Linked DNA regions of Homo sapiens: region 2 is linked to region 1. A link is an interaction called in ENCODE POLR2A ChIA-PET data of the cell type or tissue named here. Cell type or tissue: CD4-positive, alpha-beta T cell. All regions are shown on one strand. Each heading gives the region's core, and the rest is flanking DNA. Links, peaks and the distances in the headings are about the cores only.

Region 1 (7,107 bases), core at 3,012-7,011:
GTATAAAATGGAACACTGATAGTCCTCACTCGGGTAAATGCCAGGTGAAGCCTAGGTAGACATGTACAGAACATGCTCTCATATCAGGCACGGCAAACAATTTCAAGTCACACTCTGATAATGGATAATGTCTTCAGGGCTTTGAGTACCTCCTTTCCGATTTTTTTTTTTTTCATAATGAATGCATGCAGCTAAAAATTTTCAAGATCCAACTCTAATTAAAAATTTTCTAGTATTCCTCTTTCAAGCATATGAATTACTTCTTTTTTTTTTTTAATGGAGTTCTGCTCTTGTTGCCCAGGCTGGAGTGCAATGGCGCGATCTCGGCTCACCACAACCTCCGCCTCCCGGGTTCAAGTGATTCTCCTGCCTCAGCCTCCTGAGTAGCTGAGATTACAGGCATGTGCCACCATGCCTGGCTAATTTTGTGTTTTTAGTACAGACGGGGTTTCTCCCTGTTGGTCAGGCTGGTCTCGAACTCCCGACCTCAGGTGATCCGCCCACCTTGGCCTCCCAAAGTGCTGGGATTACAGGCATGAGCCACCGTGGCCGGCCCCATGAATTAATTCTTAACTGGAAATTATCCTGAGACTGCAAGGATGGCTGTTAAAAAAATCGTTGACACTTAGTAGCAAATACTTATATGTATAAATAAGTAGTTTCACCTATTGAGAAAAACAGAAACAATGCTGAGAGTAAAATTAACATTATTATCCACAATATTAATTTCAAATGTTTGTATGTACAGTATTAACAAAGCCCATTTCAGTTCTATATAACACACTTTGTTTTACTCAGTAACTTTAAGAAAATTAGTTAATGCTTTGCAACACTGATTCTTGCTGTTATTTTTACAATTAGTACCGACTTCATAATTTATCTTTAAGCACATCACAGGTTTTAAATTACTCCATATTAAACTTCCACAAAACTGTGGAAGTCAACCAAGACTTATTTATCAATTAAACAGTCATTCATTTCACAAACACTTATTGAACGCTTAGGATGTGTCAGACATTGTTCTAGATACTGGGGCTATTGTGGAAAATAAGACAAAGTCCTTTCCCTTAAAGGGAGAGATAATAAACTGGTAAATAAATAATTTCAAGTGCTAAAAAAAAGTACATCCCCTTAATTCAGTATATATTGTTTGAAGTAGCAAAAACCGCAATTACTTTTGCACCAACCTAAAATGAAACAAATGGATGTTAGCTTCTTCACACAGAAAGTATATGTTATTCCAAAGCTACTGATAAGATTCAGAAATTTGTGAGTAAATTACTGTAAGCATACACAGTGCATCCCTACTAAATATATAGTACTAAATGCAGTGAGTATGTATGCCTGTGTGTGCAGCTGTGTATGTGTATATAAATTTGAGAGCTTATTTACAACACAAAGGAAGTTTATTATCAGGATGCCAAAAGAAAAAAAGAAAAAAAAACTGAAAAGATTGATGCACCTTAACTTGATAAATCTTCCAGTAATGAAAAGCAAACAGCTAATTTTCCTCGCCCACAGCTAAATGAAACAGGCAAGAAAAGTTAAGAGGTGACACTGCTCTACCCATATGCAGAAGGCTAACAGAATGTCCAGTCTCAAAGAGTCTGAAATTGAAAATGCTGTATGAGTTTAAGGAGCCTGATCTGTTTCAAAGCCACCAAAAATACAAGCCTACAAAGATAAAAGACTGGCCCATTTACAGGCAACATCACAAAAGAGTTGCCTATCAAACTACAAAAGGAAGGAACTGCAAACAGGAAATTGCCCAGCCCCAGCCATGTGCCTCCCCTCCCTTCCTCTCCACTAACTTCTATAAGCAGAAGCAAACACTGCCGTTAGATTTACCAACAAGCCACAGAGAAGGATGACAGAACACTAGTAGCTGACATCTAATATATTATTGGTTCAATAAATATTTAAAGTAAATGCCTTTATTATTTTGAACCAACTTTTTGATAATTTTACCTACATTTTAAATGACATTTATTTAATCTACAGTTTTTTAATGTCAATGTAAAGTAGTTCTGAAATCAGAATTTACAGAATTGTGAGTCAAAATATAAGCAAAATAATATACTTGGTCCAAACAATAAAAACAAAAACAAAATCACAGTTAATTGTCTGGGTATATCAGTGTCCAATGATTTAAACACACACACTGTAACCACTTTTAAATAATACTGTTCTGTTAAAATTTCTGTATACTCAGCAGACGGCTTAATGTTCAAAAATCAATAGGTCCATTATCAGCAGTTCCAATTAAGCACATTTATATTCAGGTATACAGAAGTATTTAATAGAGCATTCTGACATTCTAATGAGTAACAGCAGGAAAGGTCTATGGACTTCCTAATTTTTTACAGAAACTTGGACTGATGGGCATGATTTCTAGTAGTCTGTATCTATTGAAACAAATAGACACAGATAAAATGACTTCATCTTTTTTTTTTTTTTGAGTCAGGGTCTGGGCTGGAGTGCAGTGGTGTGATCACAGCTCACTGCAACCTCAAACTCCTGGCCTCAAGCAATCCTCCAGCCTCAGTCTCCAGGTAGCTGGGTCTACAGGCTCCCACCACTGTACCTGGCTAACTTACTTTTTTAATGGAGGCTAATAGCACTTATCCACTCTAAAATGGTCTAAATATAGGAAACAAATATAAAAACACAAAGTTTTCAAACAGTTAATAAATCTATAAATAAAAACATGAGAATAATCAACCTCATTAATCAAAAAAATGATTACTAAAACAATGAGGTAGCATTTTTCACCAATTAAATTTCTAAAACTGTAATGTTCATACCCAATATGCAAAGTTTACATGAAATTGGAGATTTCACATAATACCAAATTTAGTATAAACTTGCTTAAGTATAGCAATATGCTCCAAGAGTCTTAAAAACTCTGAAATTTAAAATTATTTACCCTATTTCTGGCACTCTAAAGACAAAAATCCACGAAAAGAAACACTTATAATATAGAAAGAGATGTGTTACATTATAAAAAATTTTGAAAGAAATCTAAAATGTTAAACAATGGTATTCTCTCTAAATGAAATATTATTTGGTCACCTGAATAGCAAAATGGCAAAACATACATAGGCTAAATTTTAAAAGGCTCAAAAAACTACACTGCAATCACACCTAATAAATAATTCAGGTTTAGAACTGCGAGAGAATTTTTCCACATTTCTTCTACAATGTGGTTACTCCACTTTTTAAAGTTTTTTTAATTGTAAGGGAAAAAAACACCCCTATCTTCTCATTAGATTATCCCCTTTTCAAAACGGACATTTAAAATAAAATTAAATTAAAAATTTAAAATAACTAGTTTTCTTCCAGCCTCCCTTCACTCCCCTACCACCAGAAAAAGCATCATCACCTTCATGCTATTCTCCCTGTCTGATGGTTCCTCAGCAACCTGGCCTGCTGGGATTGACCATCTTGGAACCTCCCCTCTCTCCAGGTCTGAACCCAGCCCTCCACACCCACACCAACAGGCAGGGAGTCATTCACCTTAGTATCCTCAACTCCAGGAACAAGGCCTGTTACATGAAAATACCTCAAAAAAACATTTGTTAGATAAATTCATATTTACCCAATTGTACCTATTGCCCGCTTTAAACAATTGTTTATTGCTCACCTGTCCCACATTTTAAGCTAGGCATTGTTTATATGTATATATATTTTATTCCCTAGAACCTACCATAGTGCTAGGAAGGGCTCATAGTAGCTAAACAAAGATTTACTGAACTAATGAATACCTGACTACAGATCTCACAAATTCATTTGGTTTAAACAAAATATTCCCTTAAAATAACATCCTTGGAGAGAAATATACTCCTACCTTCCAGTGAATTATACTAAGCAATAATCAGATTAACAACCATATGAGTGTTGTTACTGAGCCAAGGAAGTATTTAAGTGAAAAATATGATGGACAAGAGGAAGATGGGCAGACAGAAAGAGGGGAAGTAGCTGTCCGATCATCAGGGAGGTAGCCCAAAGGGTCTACGCACAAAAGTGAGTGATAGGAAGTAGGAGACTGGGTCAGAAAACTTTGTGGAAGGCCACACAGCTTCCCTGCCAGGGCCACCAGACATTCCTAAGTGCATACAACGTCAGACACTGCACCGATGACACCTTTATATAAATGACCTCCTTCAGTCCTCACCGCAAGTAAAATAGGGTATTATTATGCCTATTTTAAAGATGAAAAAAACAGGAGTTTGGATAAGTTAACTTGCTCAGGGCATACAACTAACAATTGGATTCAAAGCCCAGTGAGCCTGTGGCTATGTTAAAGTCATTGCTCACAACCACTAAGCCAAATGGAGAATGGCTTCTTTGCAATTAGTCACAGACTTAGCAGTAGAGTATAACTACTTAGGTCTTAAGTGTAGTCTACAAAATAAATAGCCAACACAGACATGGTTAGACAGTCTAAAAACCTCAGGCTTGTTATTCCCAATTCAGACATGACATCTGGTTCAGGCTAGTCTCAGTTAATCCACAATGTAGACCTCTAATTTAGCAATGCAAAGACTTAACAAGTGGGTAAGGAAAGTATATAATGTGGCTACCACCTCTGTTTAAGCATCCTCCACATAACAGAAAAAAAAACTGTATTTCTTTAACTCTGAACTTAATTTTCTAAGCTATACAGTCACACTTATTTTAACATCTTCTCATACATATTATTTTCCAATTCTTCAGTCACGGTGACCTGATCCAAATTCTCCTTGACCTAGGCCTGCAAAACTGAAAACAATATAGTAACACAGGTACTAGTGAAGACTTGGTCTTTAAGCACATGGCAAGAACCTAATTAATTCATACTCATAATTTTAAAAAGCCATCTTTTTCAAACTCATATCAGAGTGTTTTAGATGCTACAATGATCTAAACATCCTAACTTCAAAACTGCACTGAGTGTTGCCCTGGAAGGGAAACACCTTTCTGACAAAGCTGGTCTCTTCTTAAATCTGAGCCTTCCATCTCAAGGAGCACAATGTCACAATGCAGGGGGTGAAGAGATGCTCTACTAGTAGAGGCATCCCTAAAATGGGTGCCTAGCATCTGCTAAGTGTCACTGTGGTCTCCAGTGCCCACATCATTCCAGCAACCCTGGCTTTAAGATCACTGAACATGATGGTCTATATCAGGGTGTCTAATCATTTAGCTTCCCTGGGCCACATTGGAAGAAGAAGAATTGTCTTGGGCCACACATAAAATACACTAACACTAAGGATAGCTGATGAGCTTTAAAAAAAAAAAAAATCTCATAATGTTTTAAGAACGTTTATGAATTTGTGTTAGGCCACATTCAAAGCCAGCCGCAGGTTAAACAAGCTTGGTCTATATTTTATCTCCTTTTTGATCCTTATGACAGCTCTATGAGAGAAAGCATAAAAAGTCTCCCCCCACTTAGATATAAGGAAATAGAAACACAAAAGCTGTGAAATACTTGAAGTCATTATCTAACAGAGAAACCAAAAGTGCCACAAGATGGCACACTCAAAAGTAAGCCATGGTGTTTGTGGCACAACAGTTGAAAAGTAGTTAATGCCACTGAGCTGTACATTTTAAAATGGTTAAGACAGCAAGTTTCATGTTACGTATATTTTACCACAAAAAAATTGGGAAAATACAAGTTTATTTTTTAAAAAAAGGCTAGGTAGTGATGTAATTTTGTATACTTGTTACTACCCTTGGTCTATGCTCTTTACTTTGATTCTGTATCTTTAAAAACCAAAGTTGGCTCAGTCATGACTACAAATATTCTGGTAAAGGGGAAGACACCACTTTATACCTTACGTCCAACTTCATTATTTTCAGGAGTTTCCCATATATTACCTTCTTTCTTTCATGTTTTGTCATCCCATTATTCATTCACTCAAAAGATACTTACAGAGCACCCATTACATACCAGGCACAGCTCTAAATTGATAGTGTTCAAATACTGAAATAGTTCTATACCAGTTGGTAAATAGCTGCAGCCCACAGCACACCACTCCACTCCACACTGGCCATCCTAGTCTCTTCCTTGGGACCCACGCCCACCCCCTAGGCCCTAGACTTCCCCAAGATTCAGCAAAGCAAGAAGCCTCCAGGACCCTGTCCCAGCTTCCAACTCAACGGGTGAATACCCGGCCTAACCCCTTGTTAAATATTTTATCACCCTCCACACACAGCGACGAACAAAACAGATAAAGTCCTTACCCTCTAGTCTGGGAAAGAGATAATAAGCAAGTAAATGCATAAACAAAGTAATTTCAAATAGTAGCATGCTGTAAAGAAAATAAAGCAACAAAGGTCTAAAGGATGACTAGGGGTGGAGGTAACAGGGTAGAAATTAAGAGAAAATCTCTCTGAGAAAGTAACATTAGAAAGAGCCAGGCATGCAGAGGTCTGAAGTAAGAACATTCCAGATAGAACAGAAATATCAAGGCTCTTTGGTAGGAACAAGCATGGAATTTCAGTTAGAAGTCCAGCATGAGGGGAGCAACTTGAGCAAGGAGACCACAGAGGTAGAGAGGGTCAGATCAGAAAGGATCTTAATGGCATTGGTAAGGATAAATTTTATGCCAAGATCAGTGAGCAATAACAGATTTGAAACAGGGTAATGACGTGATCTAATTTACAATTTTAAAAGACTACTCTGACAGTTGTATGGCAACTAAATTAATGGGAAGCAAGAATATAAAAAGGAGACAACATATAAAGCTGTGGTCATAATCCAGGTGAACAATGACAGTGGCTTGGGCTAGGTGATAGCAACAGAGATGGAAAGATACATTCTGATTCAATATGTTTTAGAGGTAGAGCTGACCAAACTTACGAATAAGTAGAATGTGGGATGAGCGAACAAAAGAAATCAAAATGACTACTCTTTTGATTTAGCAAGTCACTGATGGTAGTCCACTTACTAAAAAGGGAATGACTTGGGAAATAAATACATTTAGGGAGAGAAGGAATAAAAACTTCTGTTTTGTCACAATAAATTTGAGGTATCATTTAGATGTATAATATGGAGCTATCAAACAGGCAGTTGGATATTTGATCTTTACAATAATCCTGTGAAGCAGATAAGGAAACTCAGGTATT
Region 2 (9,631 bases), core at 2,790-6,789, 56 kb before region 1:
TAAGCGAATGGTGGCTATAATTTTTTCCCCATATTAAATATAGGACCAAAAATTGTTTTAAATATTTTTGACACTTATAACTTATTATACAAAATTGCGTATCCTTTTATCTAGTGATTCTATTTCTAACAATTTAGAGAAGAAACTACAGCTGCAAAAAGATGTATGAACATTTATGCCAACCACAGCAGTTTTTAAAAAGTGAAAAACTTCATCTGGTTAAATAGATGATGAAATTTAAAAAGGAAAAAAAGAGTAAGAATAAGAGATAAACAACTTAGATCTCATCCAAAAATAAATTAACAGGCTGGGCTCAGTGGCTTAAATCTGTAATCCTAGTGCTTTGGGAGGCAGGAGGATCACATGAGCCCAGCAGTTCAAGACCAGCCCGGGCAACATAGAGACCTCATCTCTACTAAAAATTAAAAAAAAAAAAAAAAACCAGCCAGGTGTGGTGGGCTGTGCCTTGTAGTCCCAGCTACTTGGGAGGCTGAGGCAGGAAGATCATTTGAGGACAGGAGTTCAAGGTTGCAATGAGCTATGATCACACCATTGCACTCCAGCTTGGGCAACAAAGCAAGAGCCTGTCTCTAAATAAACAAAAGCAAAAACCAAAAATAAATTAACACAATATGGCACAGTCATATGGTAGAACAAAATGCAATGCAGTCGTGGAAAATGATTACATGGATCTTCATTTACTGCTATAAAAAGAAGTCGTGATATGTTAAGTGAAGAAACCTGGCTGTAAGATATTAACTATGTTATGATGCCACTTTTGTTAAAAAAAAATTTTTTTCAAAATGCATGTATCCATAGAATATACAATGTCTATATACATAAAAACTTTTAAATGGCTTTTACAATTATATCTCTCAATTTCTCATTAAGAAAACGTAGTCAAACACATGAATCACAAATGGTGAAAGTCTTTCGACTTTGCCAAATACCCAACAACAAAACTACTACTGAAACAATATCCCTACTAACATTTCCTGGGCCTGAGTCAGATAATTTGCACAGAAAGCAGGTTTAATCAGTCTTATCTTGAAAGGCCAATTGTCAGAAAGCAGTTTCCTCAGGCTCTCAACATGTAATTCCTAACAACCCAAAATGACAGAGGTTAATTATTGAATGTCCAGACCAAAAAAGATTATTTAGCAAGCTTATAAGTAAGAAGATCAAATTCTGACTTCACCATAGAGGTATCCTGTTTGTGAGCTTAACTCTCTAGACCTGGATTGCCCATTCGCATGGTAAAATCATGATTCAAGCAGAGTTCCCTATTAAATATGTCACAGGTATGAAATGATAAGCATATTTATGAAAGCTCAAATTATAAAACCTAAATGCATGAATAACAATATACAATGAAACTAGATTCTAGAATATGATGATTAAAGAAAAATAAATCTTTTTTTTTTTTTAAGAGACAGGGTTTTGCTATGTTGCCGAGGCTGGTCTTGAACTTCTGGCCTTAAGCAATCCTCCCACCTCAGCCTTCCAAAGTGCTGGGATTGCAGGCACATGCCACCATGCCCAGCTGAAGAATAAATCTAGACCAGAGGTTTCAAGTTAGGTTCCCTCAGAACACTGGTATTCCACCTCTATGATCAGATAGAAAAAAAAAGGGGGGGGGATATTTTGTTCATGGATATTTTTTCAATTTTATGTACTTCTCTTGTAAATTATTCTTGAACCTCTGTTGTCTATCATTACTTGTTTTCTAGGGAATATTAGTAGATAGAAAAAATTAGTAAGTACAAAATAAGTCTTAATGGGAAAACTTGCATAGCTGATCATGTTTCATTCAAAAGGTTTATTTTTAGTTTTGTTTTTATTTTTTTCCTAAATATGTATGCCCATGGCAATAAATTATGCTGCAAATAAGTAGTTTAACCACTGTCAGCTAGAAAATTGTACCTAGTTGTCACAATGGAACTAAGTGTATCAGTGTAGTGGCAATGTTTAGGAGCCCTCCTCTGGTTTGGAGTACCAGTTCTGCCTATTACTTTGTGACCTTGGGCAAATTCTCTACTAATAAGGCTCAATTTACTCCTCCCTAAAATGCAGATAACAATATCTGTATCTCATAGAGTTGTGTTGAGTGTTAAAAGAGATAAATGCTGTGATCTGTGTAACTAGCACCTAAGTATTCAGTAAATGACAGATTGTCTTCATCATCATTATTCAACATGGTGTTACCCAAAGAACATCTTGATGTGTAGCACTCTACCAACAAATAAATCTGAGAACCACTGAAAGAATACAGCAATCTGCTTATGAGTTTGACCAGTTTGTTTCTCAGATTCTTCTCTAATAATTGGGGGTCAGGTAAAGTGAACATCCTATTTATGGCAAGCTAAAAATTTGTTAAGTTCTAAAACAGTGATTATAGCTCCACCTACTGGAAATACAATATTTAACACACTATTACTACTGTTCAATTTTTTAAATTATGAATAAATATTCTTTGGAGAATATTACCAAAGAAAATAATTATCTGAGGAAGTTAAGAAACTTAGAAAGATAAATCAAAATAAATGTTTGGATGGTAAAGGAAAAAAAAACCTACCATTCTCAATTTTGCTTTTAGGATGTGGTCCACTAAATGCTAAAAATTTTCCTGGAACAATCCAGTTGAAGTCACCATTTTCAACTCGCTGGCAGAATTTTGTAAGAAAAGAGAAGAAAAATATTTTATAATTCTTATACAATTTAGGAAACCCTTACAAATAAAACTGCTTTTCACTCTTAGTACTAATTAGACATACATGTAGACAAACATAGCTTAAAATAAAAACATGCACCTGATTCTCAAAATGCTATTTAGGAATTCAATCCGCTTTAGAAAAACTTGTGTCTAGACTGTATGAAATGTTTAGAAACTTTTATTTACGGCAGAGGTATTTTGCATAAAATGTTTGTTTCCTGGCCACTGCAAAGAAATGAAATGGAAACAAACATTGCTTGTCTTGGCGATAAATAAGAGAAAATGGGAAATATGAAAACTTTCCATGAATGTAGTAAACATATTTTAAACAATGAAAAAACATCTGTAAATATCAAGCTCCTGATGAATACACTTCCAATTTTTTTTCTCTTTTTATAGGGCTGTTATCTCTTGTCAATGCTGATTTTTAGAGGGGGAAATGGCAAAAGGCAGGAGCGAGTGATATTGGCGCATCCATTCCACAAACCAGAGTCAGCCAAGCTGTACTCTGGAGGATAACAAGATTCAAGCAAGGGACATACATAGAGTCAGGTGCTCCTCCACTCCAGCTAATGAGACACCTTGTAGGAAAGCCAACTGAACACAGCTGATCTTCCAACTGAATTTTCATGTGAAAACTCTCTTTTTAAAATGTTGACTTTTTAAATTAGGTTTTTAACTCCTGTGAAACCAAATAAAACATGCCCATTGGCTGACTTTGAGCACCAGTTATCAGCCTCTAGTCTAAACACGCTAAGAGATCCTCAGAAAAGGCTTAAGAAGACCAAGAAAGTAGCCAAGCACATTCCCATGGCTCCATCATCTCCCCCATTTTCTTCCCTTCCCCATGTGCCTCCGAACCATGGGACACTGGGGCACGAGTAAGGTTACCCCAAATTTTGCAGTCATTAGAAGGCATTTGTGCAATGCATCACAAAATATATATATCACCTCTTCACTTACGCTGTCTTTACCACCACCACCCCCTCCCCACCTACCCCTACCCTTGCCCTCCTTGTCTCCATCCTCAGGGCAGGGAAGCAATGTTGTTCTCTTCACTGGGCCATCCGTTACCATCCATATAAAAAGCTTTCTCCCCCCATTATATGGCAAGGACCTCAACAGTAGAAAACTGACCCAATATAGACTCTGTACTCTACCATAAGAACACAATAAATATTTGTTAAACAAATTGGAATATGGCCATCAAAAAAAAACTGGAGCCATTACTTTAATTACTTATATTACCCATTATCATTTCCATGAAAATCAAAACTTGGCTATAAAATATAATTGTCATTTTTTAATGCAGATTTTTTTCCCAGTTATAAAAAGTTATATGTGAAACTGTGCATACCATCTTATAAACATCTGAACTGCATTTAATCTAGTTGTAATAAACATAATATCTCCAGCTGGGCGTGGCGGCTCGCGCCTGTAATCCCAGCACTTTGGGAGGCCAATGCAGGTGAATCACCTGAGCTCAGGAGTGCAAGACCACCCAGGGCAACATGGTGAAACCCCGTCTCTACTAAAAATACAAAAAAATTAACCAGGTGTGGTGGTGTGTGCCTGTAGTCCCAGCTACTTGGGAGGCTGAGGCAGGAGAACTGCTTGAGCCCCAGCGATGAAGGTTGCAGTGAGCCGAGTTTGCACCATTGCACTCCAGCTTGGGCCACAGAGTGAGACTCTGTCTCAAAGGAAATAAAAAAAATATCCAAAATGCCCTAAGTAAAATCTAAGAAACCCTGAGTGTTATGATTGCACATGTGAAATTAAACCTCAAGCATAGCTTCTATTTATAACAACTTAAATAAAGAATCTAATTATGGCAATTAAAATTTGCTTGTTTAAATAAAAGTCTCAAATTAATTATCCAATATCTCTCAAGTAATTATTAAGCTTAACACAGTATTTGAAAATCCAAGAATAAAGGTATGCACTAATCATCAAGAGACTAAAACCAATTCTTTATGAACAATAAAAGAAAACAGGTTTCTACGGTCACTATTTCTGTATCCTTGACCACCAAGTAGGTTAGATAAATACGCTCTGCAATATCTGCTTATTTGGATTACAGAAATCCATTTGGTTAAATAGCAACCTTTTATAATTAATCATATGGAGAGAGGCAAGGGGATCCCTAAGATACATTCATTCACAGAACCAAAAGAATATGTTTGCAAATCCTCCTACCCAAAAAGATAAATAGTAGATAATATTGGGTTATATTCAGCAGCCAGGATAAGGCTGATGGAATAAACAAAAAGATTTAGGTCTTAGACCTAAATCTGAGAAAAAATTAATAAGGAAGTTACAGCTTTTAACTGACCTAATATAATATACGCTTACTTTGGTAGTCTTCCAAAGTTAATATTTGTGCCTTTATTCATAGTGAATTATACAAATGTCAATGTTTATCAATAATAAAATACTTTATATGACCCAAGTTGGTTTTTCTAATTAAACACACACATACACTTCAAAGAAATCTAGATCAGACAGGAACTTAAGGTACTTTCCAACCCTACCACATTTTGTAAACAAATACCTAAGCAAGGATGAGGCAAGAGTATGATATTACCACTTCTGATCTAAAGCCTACTACCTACCAAATACTATGCAAAAAAAACTATAGATGTTCTTCACTGTAAGAAAAATCCAAAATAAAAAAATCTGAATTCCTGAAAGTGATACATTTAGGTGTTGTTATTCACTGTGCTATAGGATTCTCCAATCTACAAAAGATTCACAGCTTTCTTTTGAATAACTCACTCTCCTGGTGCACTCAAAATATAATTTGACTAAAAAACATGAATTTTTACAATTCCTTTTTTTTATCTGGAGATGGAGTTGCATTCTGTTGCCCAGGCTGGAGTGCAACGGTGCGATCTCAGCTCACTGCAACCTCTGCCTCCGGGTTCAAGCAATTCTCCTGCTTTAGCCTCCCAAGTAGCTGGGATTACAGGCACACACCACCAGGCCCGACTAATTTTTTTGTATTTTTAGTAGAGACCGGGTTTCACCATGTTGGCCAGGCTGGTCTCGAACTCCTGACCTCATGATCCACCCACCTCAGCCTCCCAAAGTGCTGGGATTACAGGCATGAGCCACTGCACCCGGCCAATTTTTATGATTTCTAAGAAATGCATTTGTGACTCTATAGTAATGGTCACAAATACATTTTTCTGTCCAAACACTGAAAACTATTTGACCTTTTTACTACTGTAACAAACCTACAATAAGATAGAAAAGATAGTCTTTGAGGTTGACGATTACAAGGTTGATTTCCTATATCAACAGATGTGTTTTCTAGGAAAACATGCAGAAACAGTTTTGAAGCGCAATTCAACATTCATTTAGACATTTGCTGAGCCTTTATTATATATCAAGGACTGTAACTTGGTGTCAAACATAAAATAATAAAAAGCATTCTCTATGCTTTTACAGAGTCCAAAGGCAGGTGGGAATGACAAATAACAGTAACAAAAATGGCAGCAAATATGTGGATACCACTGACTCTGTGTTAAACACTAGTGTATTCTATACAACTTACTTCTCATAGCAACCCTATGAGGTAGATGTTATTTTCATCTTCGTTTTATCCATTAAAGAAAAAGTCACATTACACTTTGAACATGCGATACTAAAAGTATGTAAGAGGAATGACAGTGACACAAAGACTATTTTGAAATTTAATAAGGTAGAACCACAGTGGCATTTTAAAATTCATTTAAAAAGTGCCTTCTTTATATTTCCCTAACTTCTAAAACAACAAAACAGTGTTGACAGTATAGTTGTATTACATAAATGCAAATATGCTGTAAGGACAGGCACTTTATGAGCTTAAAGCAAAGTAAATATTTGAATTATTTGGTTTAAGTTGACATGCCATCTGGCTTTAAATAATAATCAAACTCTAGATTATTAATTTAGACTTGCTTTTGAGGGAGACGGTGTGGTGGAGCAAAAGAGGAGTGTCCCATGTGGATGACTGCTTCACCTCTGCTAGCATCAGCTACAGCAGGGAGACAGTGGGGTTGGAAAACATGTGGAGGCCCATTCCAAAAGTCCAGATCAGTGAACACCTCTGCTGGTACAACAGCAGGGTGCAAAAATCCAGTGCACATTTGCAGATGCCACTCCAATGTTCAAGACGCAAAGATGATTTGGAGTCAGCAGCACAAACATAGTTGTTGAAACTTGGAACTGGATGCACTTAATCATACAAAGTGTGTATAACCAGAAATCATGAGGTCCTCAAGAACCCCAGCAAATCAGGGTGGGCAAAGGAAGAGAAAGGATTTGAGAGGGAGGCTGAGAAAGATGGCTAGCCATGGAGGGAGGAGAAATCCAAAAGACAGCACATTATAAATCAGGGAAGGAATGCGAATTAGAGAGCGACCATAGAATAAACCAAGTAGGAAGAAGAACAAGCATGGCCACTTGGTTTTACGAACGCTTGTGTTAGCAGGAACAGTTTCAGTAGAGGCCAGACCATAATTAGAGTCGAGACTGCTCTCTTAAGAAGTTTGGAGATTAAAGAAGGAAAAGATACCAAACAATCATTAAAGAGGAAGAAAAAAAAGCCATGGGGAATTGTTTAGGTCAGGGTAAGTCTCAAAACATTTTATAGACTTAACCAACGTGAGCTTTGAACCAGCAATGGGTGTAACAGATACGGAAACACTGGGTCCCCTCACTTTTGCAGTTGCGGTGGCCAGGAAGTAATTTTGCTTCCTTAAACTTGAGGCTTTGGAGTGGTGTAATGAACACTACCAGACAGCTCCAGGAGAATGCTTCTTCTAATAGTTCTTCCAATATTCAAATTGCCACAGGAGGCGTACTTCCATAACTGCTCCAGGTGGTGAGGACATGCCCACATACTTGCATTCTGAGGACTGCTTGACCCCAGTCCTATGGCAGTCCCATTATTTCCAGTTCCATAATCCACCAACATGTAAAGAAGGCAGACCAAGCAGCATCCAGATTACATTTTAGTTTGCTGTACAAATTCTAATCCAAACAAAGTCTTGAAGCATCATAACTTCAGTGTTCAACAATATTGACTCCTGCTCTTGACCCAATGTGACTTGCTGAGAGACAGGAGGCCTAACAAACTTTACTATTTCTCAAGGTAGGTGCTAAAGAGCAATTGTTAGGACTCTACACCACCTGGTCAATCTGAAAATTTACTTATGCAGTGAAGGATGACAGAGTCAACCTGGAGATAGGTCCCCACTCACATATTAAACTAAATTGATGTTCCATACAGAACTGGTCTTAGATTAAAACATCTAGCAATCTGTGTTGTAAATAACTGACTTAGAAACAAAAAAAAAAAACCTCACTCTTGCAGCATAGATTGGCTGCTGATAAAAGAAACATCATTTGAAGAAGTTGTCTACCATGGTAAATTTGTCCCTTGGAATATTACTGCAAAATCAGAATGGATTCTTAATCAACATGTTTTAGGCACTTTCCACTGAAAACAGATCATATAAAATATCTTGAAATGTGCTATACTCCTGTTTTTAGTATTATTCACACATTTACTCATTAGTTCTTTCATTCCACAAATAATGACTGCCCACTATGAGTGTACTGTGCTAGTAGGTTACTTATTCAAACAAAGAAGAATAAGACAAAGTTGCTGCCCAAAAGTACCCGCAGATACAGGAAAGACACAGATGTGTAAACAGAGTACCACACAAGGCTACATGAGAAGAGCTTCCATGGGGTTGAGAAGGACTTAACAGTCAACCATGTAAATACAGTGGACCAGAAAGAAGAGCTGACAGGCAGGAGGAGGGAGCAAGAGCATGTGCAAAAGCTCAGAAGCCGCCACCGGGTAAGCTGCGTGGATTTGGGTATGGGGAGGGAGTGGAAAAGGACAAGGGTGGAGAGGAAGGACAAGCCCATGTCAAGAAGGGCCTTCTGTGCTGTAGTAAGGAGTCTGCATTTCCTCCACACCTTTAGTCAGTGTGGAGCCCATGAAGGGGAAATGATAAAACAGGGGAATGATATAATCAGACTTAATTTTTAAAACCTACACCCTGATAGTAATGTGAAGTCTTGATCGAAGAGGCCCAAGATCCAAGAAAGACTCAATCCCAGGCATCCAGAATGAACCCATGCTTTTTCACAAACAGTTCCCAGATGCGCTACATTGTAATGTGGCTAAAATAATGTGAAATCACTTTCTAGAATAGAAATGGTCTTTCCCCAAAAGAGCACCCTTTAGGTGAAGATAGCAATAATGATAACCTGTGAATTGCTTGAATATCTCAGGAACAAAATAGTCCACATTTCAGCCTGTCATGGATCAGTGAGAAATTTTGTATCACAACTAAATTGATAAGCATAAAAGTAGGGGCTTGAAGCAAGACTCAAATATGGCAACTTCTGCAGAATGAGGCACAAGAATACATGGATTCTATGGTACCAGGTGACAAGAGCAAAGGCTTTAACCCTACACATGGAGAGATGATATTACTGGTAGCCTCCTAAAAAACAAAAAAAGAAAAAGAAACATTGGGCCTAGCAAATATATGGAGCAAACATGAGGCATTTAATATCTGTTCAACAAATGAACTGAAAAGCTATGAGAATGAGGCCATAAGGAGCATGGTGTGGCTACTTGACTTTCAAATAAGAAATGTTCATCTGCACATCATTATTTCTGTAAAACAAAGCTTCCTAGCCAGTGTGACCAGAATGGAGCTGCCTGGGCAGACTGGAGCAGCCAGAGTCCCCAGGCCACTTGCCAACAGCTATGAGCTATCATCACAGGGTGTTGAGCAAATATTATCATTTTCTCCATATGCCATGATGAAAAAACAAAAGGAAGCCCTGTGCGGTGACTGTTGTCAAGGCAGTAACAGGTGCCTCTGTCATCAGGCCTGCAGGCCAAATGTG

The links. Peaks named below come from ENCODE experiments on the same cell type or tissue, not always from the same donor. Only the 100,000 strongest peaks of a DNase experiment are listed, where the experiment ranks them.
Region 2: POLR2A ChIA-PET joins it to region 1 with 7 read pairs; 11 of 35 experiments call an interaction of 5 or more read pairs at or near these places.

What each region holds. Positions count from the first base shown.
Region 1 is chr1:100,395,205-100,402,311 of GRCh38, reverse strand. The region is part of intron 4 of CDC14A (cell division cycle 14A); the gene reads right to left. Among named protein-coding and RNA genes, the nearest start is that of CDC14A, 46 kb to the right of the region's middle. In CD4-positive, alpha-beta T cell, for the core only: no CTCF peak of the experiment used is centred there; a DNase peak (open chromatin) is centred at 5,501; H3K27ac peaks cover 3,799 bases.
Region 2 is chr1:100,448,437-100,458,067 of GRCh38, reverse strand. It overlaps CDC14A (cell division cycle 14A), which reads right to left. Exons shown (of 16, transcript NM_003672.4): 8 at 2,576-2,663. Among named protein-coding and RNA genes, the nearest start is that of GPR88, 85 kb to the left of the region's middle. In CD4-positive, alpha-beta T cell, for the core only: no CTCF peak of the experiment used is centred there; a DNase peak (open chromatin) is centred at 5,247; H3K27ac peaks cover 2,383 bases.